Regions from separate parts of the Homo sapiens genome. Here region 2 is linked to region 1. A link is a contact called in ENCODE Hi-C or POLR2A ChIA-PET data. All regions are on one chromosome and are shown on one strand. Each heading gives the region's core, a stretch centred on a gene start or an enhancer-like site at or near the end of the contact. The rest is flanking DNA. Distances are from core to core; before and after follow the strand shown.

Region 1 (5,164 bases), core at 2,450-4,949:
CTGAAGGTCCTCTCATAATGTCCCCAGAGACCACTGTCCAGCGGTCCCTCGGCAAGGACTCTCTGTCCTCACTGCCCTTCAACAAGTCTGACACGGGTGACAGCCTGGCAGTTCTCCAGCCACGGCTTTCGGAGCCACCCGGTACTCCTCTCACCCCTCCTCTGATGGGTGTAAATTGGTTCACAAATCCTGCAATTCGTTTAGCTCATGCTCCGCTGAGTTTCCCCAGCGATTTTCTGGTTTATTGCCCCTTGCCTGGTTGCTAAGATTCCTTGTAAATTGCGTTGCCCTCTGCTGTGTTCTGCCATTTGTCCAGGCTCAATGTGGAAGCTGCTGTCCCGGCACTTGCTATGTGCCGGCCGCGAATCCCTCTAGCAACAGCTCTGCTGCAGGCAGGCCTGCCACCTGAATGGCAAGGCAGCAGCACGGTGAGACAAAGCCCCAAGGGCACAGAGCTAATTTATGCCACCAGGCAGAACTCGTCTTTCTCTCCTGTCTCTTTCCAGAGGAGAAATCAATATATTGAGGTGGTGGGATTGCTTGGCACTCTTGAACTGTTTTTTGACGCTGTCCTATCACACCCTAGGGACTGCAGATGCCTGAAAGACAGATGGACAACCTTCCACTAGCACTACAGAGACAGACAAGATGTGACTGGGAAGAGGCTAAAAGTGCAAGCTTTAGTCAGACAATCTGGGTTCAAATGCAAGCTCTGCCACTTCCTGGCTGTGTGACCTTGGCTAAATTACTTAAGCTCTCTGTGCTTTAATTGCTCTTCTCTAAAATAGAGGTAACAAGAGCACCTATGGCACTGGCCTGTTGTGAGGTTTAAATGAGACGACATGTAAAGCATAGCTCCTGGCATACAGTAAGTTCTTGGTAAACATCAACCATTAGCACTATTATCATCAACAAAATCATCTGCCGGGCTGGGGGACTCACACCTGTAATCCCAGCACTTTGGGAGGCCAAGGTGGGTGGATCGTCTGAGGTCGGGAGTTTGAGATCAGCCTAGCCAACATAGTGAAACCCTGTCTCTACTAAAAATGCAAAAATTAGCCGGGCATGGTGGCAGGTGCCTGTAATCCAGCTACTGGGGAAGCTGAAGCACAAGAATCACTTGAGCCCGGGAGCCAGAGGTTGCAGTGAGCTGAGATCACGCCACTGCACTCCAGCCTGGGCAACAGAGTGAGACTCTGTCTCAAACAACAACAACAACAACAGCAACATCCCAAAGCTGCATGCCAGAAGCGAGTGAACGCAGTCCCCACCTCAACCCCTCACCCAGCTGACGTGTCTGCCTGCTGCAGCACTGTTCATCTGACCACCCCTTTGGCCTGGTGTTCCTTGTCAGTTCCCTCTGTTGTCTGCCTTCCTCTCCTGCTCCCTCTGCTTAACACTGTGGCTTCATATTCTTGAACCCTTTAATTGGGAGAGAGGATCCCCTCATCATAACGAAAAGAGGGGCCCAGCCAGGCTTTCACTCCCACCTCTTCAGAGCAGAATTAAACATCACATTTATATAGATACCATGTAGTTATATAATTATAGGCCACATTTTCATAACATATACATATGAACTTTGATATAGATAAAATCTTTATATGGGTTCCTATAGGAAGGCTAATGTACATTCTCCTGGCATAGACCAATTTCTCAAATGTTCTCAGCAGCCACCAGAGTCTAGTGTGCTGATGGAAGCGTTCTTCTAATTAACCTTCTTTTTAGCTGTCTTTACACAAGGATGTGGCTGCACCCTGGGGTCTCAGAAGCCACTTTTGCAGAGCTCTTCACAGGGACTCAGAGGTGGAAGATACCTTAGAAGTCATCAAACTCAAACTCTTACCAAGCCCAACAACCTTTAGTCAATGGATACTGAAGATCTTCTCCACAGAGGAAGAGCCTGTTCCGCTGATGGATGGTTCCAGAGATTAGAAAGTTATTGCTTAAGTTGAACTGAAATGTATTTCTCTATAGTTCCTCCACCTCTCACCCTGTTCATTCTTTTCTCATGGCCAACAGTGGGGAAGTCTAGCCTTTTTTTTTTTTTCTCCACTGGCAGCAATCTGAAGGTCTAGCCTTCTTAAACACAATAGGCTTTTCAAACAGTTAAAGTTGCTCTCCCATCTCTCTTGGGCCCTCTCTTCTCTAGGCTAAATATCCCAAATTCCCTCAAACGTCCAGACCCAGTTTCCTAACACTTCTTCATCCCAGTCTTCCCTCTGACCACGCTCTGGTTAATTAACAGGCTTCTTAGAATATAGGCCTGGGCCAGGTGTGGTGGTTCACACCTGTAACCCTAGCACTTTGGGAGGCTAAGGTGGGAGGATTGCCTGAGCTCAGCAGTTCGAGACCAGCCTGGGCAACACGGTGAAACCCTGTCTCTACTAAAATACAAAAAATTAGCTGGGTGTGGTGGCATGTGCCTGCAGTCCCAGCTACCCGGGAGGCTGAGGCAGGAGAATTGCTTGAACCCGGGAGGTGGAGGTTGCAGTGAGCTGAGATCGCGCCACTGCACTCCAGCCTGGGCGACAGAGCGAGACTCCATCTCCAAAAAAGGAAATGTAGAGCTGGGCCTGGATGTAGCATGAGAAGCCCAGCGCCCTCCCATAGTCCTATAACATGATTACCATGTTCATTCTGTAATCTAAAACAGAATTGGCTTTTCAGTTGCTATGACAACTAAAACCTCTCTCGGATCTTTTCCACAAGGACGGATGCTAAGCCATGGGCCCCCTAACTGCACTTGCAAAATTCATTTCTGAACCTCAAGGTGGAAATTTACCTGTGTTCCTTGTAGTGTTTGGTTTGGCATCTCAATTTTCCTCTACAAGGAGGGATACAGCTTAAAAGGGAGTGGACGTAACCACTCCAGCACTGAGTGAAGCTCGAATCTTTACAGTGCCCCTGTGACATTTATTTTCACCAGCATCTGTCATGGTGCTGTATACACAGTAGATACTCAGTAATAGCTGAATCTGCTTCTGACCTGCTGTGTCAACTCCTAAATCATAAATTCAAATATATGATAACATGTGAAAGTGCTTTTAGTGTCAAGTACTGTGCAAATATCAGTTATCTTTAATACTGCTGCTATTACGGCCATTAAATGTACTGAAAGCAAGAGTCATGTGTTATTTTTCTCCATCTCCATAGCACCTGGAATGACGTCTTTTGTGTAGCAGGTGTTCCATAAATGTTGGCTGAATTGAATTGAAAGAGCTTGCACAACATCTTAGATATGGACTTAGAAAAAGAAAGTCCAAACATGAATGGAAGGCTCTGGCTAGAGTGGCAGGAGAGAATGGCATAGGATAAGAGGGGACAAGGAAGAGGCCTCTGAAAAGGAGACACTGGGGCTCTGCGGAACATGGAGAGCATAGTTTCCCAAGGTTTCTATACTGAATCAGTTAACTGTCACTACATAACTAACCACCCCATAGCTCAGTAGTCTGAAAGCAACAAGCATTTATTATCACTCATGAGACTATCATTCCACAGGGAAGATCTAAACCAGGCTTGTTTGACCTCAACTGGGCTCTTGCATCTGCAGCTCAGCTGCTGGGGCAGCCTGAGGCCCTTCACACATGTGCCTGGGGGATGGCTGGCCACAGGCGGGGGTGGAGGGGTGGCTGGGCCATGTGTCTGTCATCATGCACTTGGCCAGCTCATGCTTAGTCACTTGGTGGCTTGGCCAGGTCCAAGAGAAAAAGCAGAAGTATGCAAGAGGTCCTGAGGCCTTGGCTTGGAGCTGGTACATTGTCACTTCCACTGCATTCCATTGGCCACAGCAAGTCACAAATGCAACTTAGACTTAAGGGATAGGGGGGAAAGCCCTCCAATTCTTCATGTGAGGAGCTGAAAAGTCACATTGCAAGCGGTGTGGATACAGAGAGACATGAAGAAATGGGGTTGTTTTCATAATGAATTTACCATCCTTCCCTTTGTCTCTCCCTCTCTTCCTTCTATCCATCCATGCTTCCACCCAGTACACATTGATTGGATACTGCTGTTGGACAGGACCATGCTAGGTGCTGGAGGCATGGCTGGAGAATGTATATATTGGTGACATGAGCCCTAGACTTTCGAAGGGAGTTTCAACCAGAAGAAAACCACCATCAAAATGGATTAGTAGGGCCGCAAGTGCCCACAGAGCTGCCTCCATGGGCATCTGTCACCTCGGCCTTGCTGTGGCCACAGAAAGGTGGTCCCTGTGCAAATGCTTGTCAATGCTCACTTGCTTTGGTGACAGGCAGAACCCTGATGCCCAGTCTTGCCGCCACTGCTGCCGGAGTCCTGAACAATTTATGAACTTAGCCAGTCACTGCATACATTGCCACGCCGCACGTCATTCTAGCCCTGGCAAGGACATAGATGACCTGAAGGGCCTCCTAAGGGCCCAAGGAGCTCAGCAGCTGTAATCGACGGCAGAACTCTCCCAGGGTGACTGGGGACAAGACTGAGACCACTGGGCTGGGCGGCCCAGGATAGAAAGCCCTGTGCAGAGTTCTTGGCAGGGCACTGTTATAGCTCAGTTTTATGAGCTCTTAAATCTCAACATTTTCTAAAATGAGGGAGCTGGGCAGAAAGATTAAGCACTGCCAGGCCCTTTAAATCATCAGCGCCAGCTATCCTGGGGGCTAGATTTGTTTTAGACCCTGGCGTGATCTCTGTGTCAAAGACCCATGGAAATGAACAGTGGATAAGAGCCTGAGCTCCTTGCCAAGTTCTACCACTGACTAGCTGTGTGATCTTGAGCAGGTGAACCAACTTCTCTGTGCCTCAGTTTCCTCCTCCAAGAGCCCTGTCATAGGATCTGATGACTCTGAGAGATTTGATGGTTTCTAGCTCCAGGAAGAACCCCTCCACTCCCACCTCACCCCCAATAACCTGGAACTGCAGGAGAGCCAGGAGTAATAGTTCTGTCAGAGTCCCCACCTCTTAAATCAGTCACAGTCAGAAAAAGATGCCCTGAGTCCTTTCACACAACCCAGGCCCCAGAATACCCTGTAATCACTCAGCATCCCTTGGGCTCAGGGTATAGATGCACCTGGGTTACTATCATGCTCCTAACTTGCTGAGTACCTCTGGACAATTCGCTTAGCCTCCCTGAGCCTCTGAGAAGCACCACAATGCTCCCAGGACATCCCATAGAGCAAAAGCA
Region 2 (5,281 bases), core at 1,889-4,388, 140 kb before region 1:
TGCAGTCTGGCTCACTGCAACCTCTGCATCCCGGATTCAAGCAATTCTTCTGCATCAGCCTCCTGAGTAGCTGGGATTACAGGTGTGCGCCACCACACCTGGCTAATTTTTGTATTTTTAGTAGAGACAGGGTTTCACCATGTTGGTCTGGCTGGTCTCAAACTCCTGACCTCGTGATCCACCCACCTTGGCCTCCCAAAGTGCTGGGATTACAGGCGTGAACCACCGCACTCGGCCTGAAAAATGTTTTCTACCTTTTTGTTATTTTGGAGACAGGGTCTCACTGTGTCACCCAGACTGGTGTGTAGTGGCACAGTCTCAGCTTACTGCAGTCTCAATGTCCTGGGCTCAAGCAATCCTCCCACCTCAGCCTCCCAAGTAGTTGGGACTACAGGCATGTGCCACCACACCCATCTAATTTTGTTTATTTTTTTGTAGAGATGGGGGTCTCACTATGTTGCCCAGGCTGGTCTCAAATTCCTGGACTCAAGTGATCCTCCTGCCTCAGCCTCCCAAAGTGCTGGGATTACAGGCATGAGCCACCACACCCAGCCTACTATACTTTTGAATTAACTTGTGTATTTCAATCCCAACAATATCTACTTACATTTTCATTGAGAAATATTTACCTCATCTCTGTGAAAGACATTATTTTTTCATTCGTCATCTTTGTGTATGCATATATTAATGAAATTCTTACAATAACTGGCAACCCCCTACCAATGCCCACTCCCAGAGGTCTGCGATCCACAGTGAGCGTTGGAGGGGGGACTGGCGGGATCTGAGACTGGAGAGGTAGCTGGAGCTGGGTGTCATTGTTCACAATAAAGTGTAAGGGAAGGGGAGTGTTGGCAAGTTTGAAGCGGTGCAGTGACAACAGATAACTGTCAGCAATGTGGCACAGAGATAGGTTAGGAGGCAAGTTCTGAACTAAAAAGATAGCAGTGGATGGAGGAAAAGGAGCAGATTTGAAAAACACTATAAGGTCGAATTATTTTGACTTGGCTACCCTACACAAGGGAATTGGGGGAGAAGTCTCAGAAGACTCCAAGCTTTCTGGGTACAGTAATTGGATAAATGGCGGTACCATCACAAAGATAAAAAAAAAAAAAAAGCAGAGATAAGGACAGAGTTTGAGGAGAAGATTTTGAATTTGGACCTAGTGACTTTGAAATTCCTGTGGACAGCCAAGTGGAGATACAGAAGTTCATAGAAAGAATGTAGGTAGGGTAGAGATACAAGCTTAGGGAGCATCAGCTTGTGGATAGTGACCGAAGTCAAGGGTGAGAGCAGCAGCAACCTGGGAGGAGTGCAGAGTGTGGGGACAGAAGAGTCCAGGGACAAAACACTAGGAACCCTAGCATCTGAGAAGCAGGCAGAGGGGAATGGCTCCCTCTCAAAAAAACAAAAACAAAAACGAAAACAAAACGCCATCCAGAAATGGAGGAAAACAGAGAGAAATATCATGGGAGCCAAGGGGAGAGAGGGTTTTGAGAATGGAGACCTGAAAATGTGAGTACCACAGAGCAGTCAGGTATGATAAGGACCAACAAGTGCATCTGTCCACAGTGACATTAAAAACAATAGCAACAACAGGTCAGACACGGTGGCTCATGCCTGTAATCCCAGCATTTTGGGAGGCCAAGGCAGGTGGATCGCTTGAGGTCAGGAGTTCGAGACCAGCCTGGCCAACATGGTGAAACCCCGTCTCTACTAAAAATACGAAAATTAGCCAGGTGTGGTGGCACATGCCTGTAGTCCCAGCTACTCGGGAGGATGAGGCAGGAGAATCATTTGAACCCAGGAGGCAGAGGTTGCAGTGAGCCAAGAATGCACCACTGCACTGCAGCCTGGGCAACAGATCGAGACTCCATCTCAAAAAAATAAATAAATAAAAATAAAAAGAACAACAACAACAAAAACACCATATCTTAAGTATATGGTTCATTATGCTTTCAAAGCACTTTCATATTTCTTATTTCATTTCTTTGGTGCCTATATAACGTTCTTACAGATGCAAAAGCTACAGGGCAGTGAGGTTAGGGGATTTGCCAAAGCCATCTAGCTAGTTAGCAACTTGGCTCCTGGAATTCGAGATTTCAGTAGAGAATCTTCACCATGCTTCCTGGTTCTACTCTTAGCTTTTTAACCAACCAATAAAGAAACCAGAATAGGGCCTGTTCCAGGACAACTACTCCTTATTAGTATAGATTTTTAAAGGTTTGCTAATCACACGTTGTTTTGCACTCCCCAGAACCCAAAGATGTCAATACTGTGGGATCATCTGAATCTAAAAGGGCATTACCTAATTCTTCAGAAGAAAGGTTTGCACCTAATTCTGTATATGGGAGAAACCATTGAAGGTTTTCTAGCAGAGACCTGATATAAATTTGAGTATGCCTTAGAAAGATTAATCGGTATTATTGAACTCGTGTTTGACTGTGCTTATATCTGGGTGATAGATATTCATAGCACCTGAAACAAAATAATGAAAATACACTGTGAAGACCCATCTGGGCTTCTTTTGTAACTGAACCACTCTCCTCACCCTGCCTTCCACTCCAATGAGTAGGCTGTCTTCACTACAGAGGGTCACTTCTCATATTTGGAAGCAAAAGCTCCTTGCATATCTGATGCGGTCAACACTGACCTTCAGATCTCAATTCTCCCACCCCATGCCTTCCAGAGGCAGGCCTCGCTCTCCATATAGAAGCCTCCTACTCACTTATTCACTCAGTCATTCTAGCAAAGGGAGGGGGCCTGCTCCCTCTGGCCTATCAGATCTGGACCTAGCCCAAACTTACCCATGTGGGGCCAGGCCTGGATCTCTTCTCTGCCTAGCTCTCCATTGGGAGCAATTTACAACACACTTATCTCTGGGAATTCACTGCTCTATTGGGCATGGGTCTGATTATCTCTCTCTAAAGCAGTCTATCATTCATAGCACAGAAGGAACACTAAACAAAGACCTCTATATCAATTTATAACATTCTATTCTCTTTACAGCTCAGATGATGTCACGGCAATGTTATCACACTGGAGGTTGGGCAAGGCCCAGAAACAGTCATCACTATGCAATGTTGATTTTCTGAGGGTGACTCACAACCTTATTTCCAGCTGGTGGCCTGTTTCTGGCCTTTTCTGCTGACCCATAAAACTAAGCTTCCACCTGGGTGCATGGCTGTCAGGAACAGCTGGAACATTATCTGGATTCTGGTACCATAGGTCAAGGATAGGTGGCATTTCCCTCTATCCAGCATAAGATGAGCTGTTTCTCTTTTCTAAGTTTGCTATGTATGTAGTCCCCCTTCTCAGGGTGAAAGTGGCTGGCTATACAGAAAGGATAAAAGCAAGATAGATGAATTGTGATCACAAATGCCTACTTTATCACTTACTTTGCTGTTTTGCTAAATGGAAACATCTGTTAATATTAAATATGAAAACTCATTTTTTGTTTTTTTTAGGGACAGAGTTTCTCTGTCACCCAGGATGGAGTATAGTGGTGTAATCTTGGCTCACTGCAGCCTCAACCTCCCAGGCTCAAGTGATCTTCCCACTTCAAACTCCTGAGTAGCCACCATGCCAGGCTAATTTTGCTTTTATATTGTTTGTAGAAATGGGGTCTCGCTATGTTGCTCAGGCTAGTCTCAAACTCCTGGACTCAAGCGATCCTCCCTCTTCAGCCTCCCAAAATGCTGAGATTATAGGCATGAGCCACTGCACCCAGCCAAAACTCATTCTTAAATTAGAAAAAGTAGAGGTGTTACCTATGTCTCTGTCTCCCTTCCGTATAACCTTAGACAAGCAAGGTAATGTCAGTTATCTAATCTGTCAAGTAAATTAATGAGATATGAGTTAAATAGATTTCTGAAGTCATCTTAAGCCCATGTATCATTCCACAGGTAAAAACTCTTTAGGTGGAAAAGTCAAACTGAGCTGATATTGTGATTTTTAAAAAATAGGAATGAAACATTCCAGCTTCTGCATCACAGACTTTTCACTTGTCTAAATGTGTCTATGGAGGTAGACTACCTGGGTTCAAACCCTGGACCTCCAAGCTGTGTGACTTGGGACAAGTCACCTAGCCACTCTAGATAAAATGGGGATAATGATATTAATAGTTACTTACCTCAGGGGAGTGGGGGGGTTGTTGGGATGTTTGAATGAGTTATTAAAGTAAAGCACCTAGGTCAGAATCTAGGGCATAGCCAGTAACAATAAGTGTCAGCTGTGTGTGTGTATCAGACACTGCCAGGCCATCTGGGGCTAGGCTTTGTTGCAGTGGCTCCCTTATAATGCAATAATGAGTCCCATACTGTTTTTCCTCACTGTAGGTCAGTGCAACTGAATGGCCAGCCCTTAGTGATGGTGGACGACGGGACCCTCCCAGAATTGAAGCCCCGCCCCCTTCGGGCCGGCCGGACATTGGTCATCCCTCCAGTCACCATGGGCTTTTATGTGGTCAAGAATGTCAATGCTTTGGCCTGCCGCTACCGATAAGCTATCCTCACACTCACGGCTACCAGTGGGCCTGCTGGGCTGCTTCCACTCCTCCACTCCAGTAGTATCCTCTGTTTTCAGACATCCTAGCAACCAGCCCCTGCTGCCCCATCCTGCTGGAATCAACACAGACTTGCTCTCCAAAGAGACTAAATGTCATAGCGTGATCTTAGCCTAGGTAGGCCACATCCATCCCAAAGGAAAATGTAGACATCACCTGTACCTATATAAGGATAAAGGCATGTGTATAGAGCAGAATGTTTCCCTTCATGTGCACTATGAAAACGAGCTGACAGCACACTCCCAGGAGAAATGTTTCCAGACAACTCCCCATGATCCTGTCACACAGCATTATAACCACAAATCCAAACCTTAGCCTGCTGCTGCTGCTGCCCTCAGAGGAAGATGAGGAAGGAAAAAAACTGGGTGGACCTACAAAAACCCATCCTCTCCCAACTCCTTCTTCTCTGCCTCTTTCTTGCTGCTGCCCTGAGTTTTTTGACACATCTCTTTCCATAGGGGAGTAATGGGTGTGTCAGCCCTGGCCTGCTGGGAGAGCTGTTTGTATGATTTCCCGGCTGATGTATGAGCGTGCGCATCTGGGTTCCTGACAGTGGCATCCATCACTGGCAGTTCTTCTGGGAAGCGGGTGCTTCAAAAGTAAAATTACAATCACACTCCAGATTTGGTAAGAAGGTTCTATTCCTCTGTGAATCCAGATTCCCCCAGAGTTGTAATGGGAGTCAAGTAACAATATTCATTGAGTGGAGAGCAGTTTATT

Evidence for each region. A loop is a pair of places that touch in the nucleus more often than their neighbours do. ChIA-PET counts read pairs that join two places held with the same protein, here RNA polymerase II (POLR2A).
Region 2: a map of cardiac septum shows a loop between it and region 1 (2.0-fold over the local background). The contact joins two enhancer-like sites. A Hi-C loop is called at or near these places in 2 of 168 maps with a recorded cell type or tissue (cardiac septum and endothelial cell of umbilical vein). POLR2A ChIA-PET finds 5 or more read pairs at or near these places in 1 of 52 experiments (AG04450).

What each region holds. Positions count from the first base shown.
Region 1 is chr10:98,321,891-98,327,054 of GRCh38, reverse strand. No RefSeq gene overlaps it. Among named protein-coding and RNA genes, the nearest start is that of LOXL4, 56 kb to the right of the region's middle. RefSeq lists an enhancer at 5,038-5,164. Within about 2 kb of position 3,699, at least 5 of the 41 ENCODE cell types and tissues checked have a DNase peak (open chromatin) inside an H3K27ac peak, as active enhancers do.
Region 2 is chr10:98,458,793-98,464,073 of GRCh38, reverse strand. HPSE2 (heparanase 2 (inactive)) reads left to right here. Exons shown (of 12, transcript NM_021828.5): 12 at 4,335-5,281. The coding sequence ends at 4,500. Among named protein-coding and RNA genes, the nearest start is that of HPS1, 14 kb to the right of the region's middle. Within about 2 kb of position 3,138, at least 9 of the 41 ENCODE cell types and tissues checked have a DNase peak (open chromatin) inside an H3K27ac peak, as active enhancers do.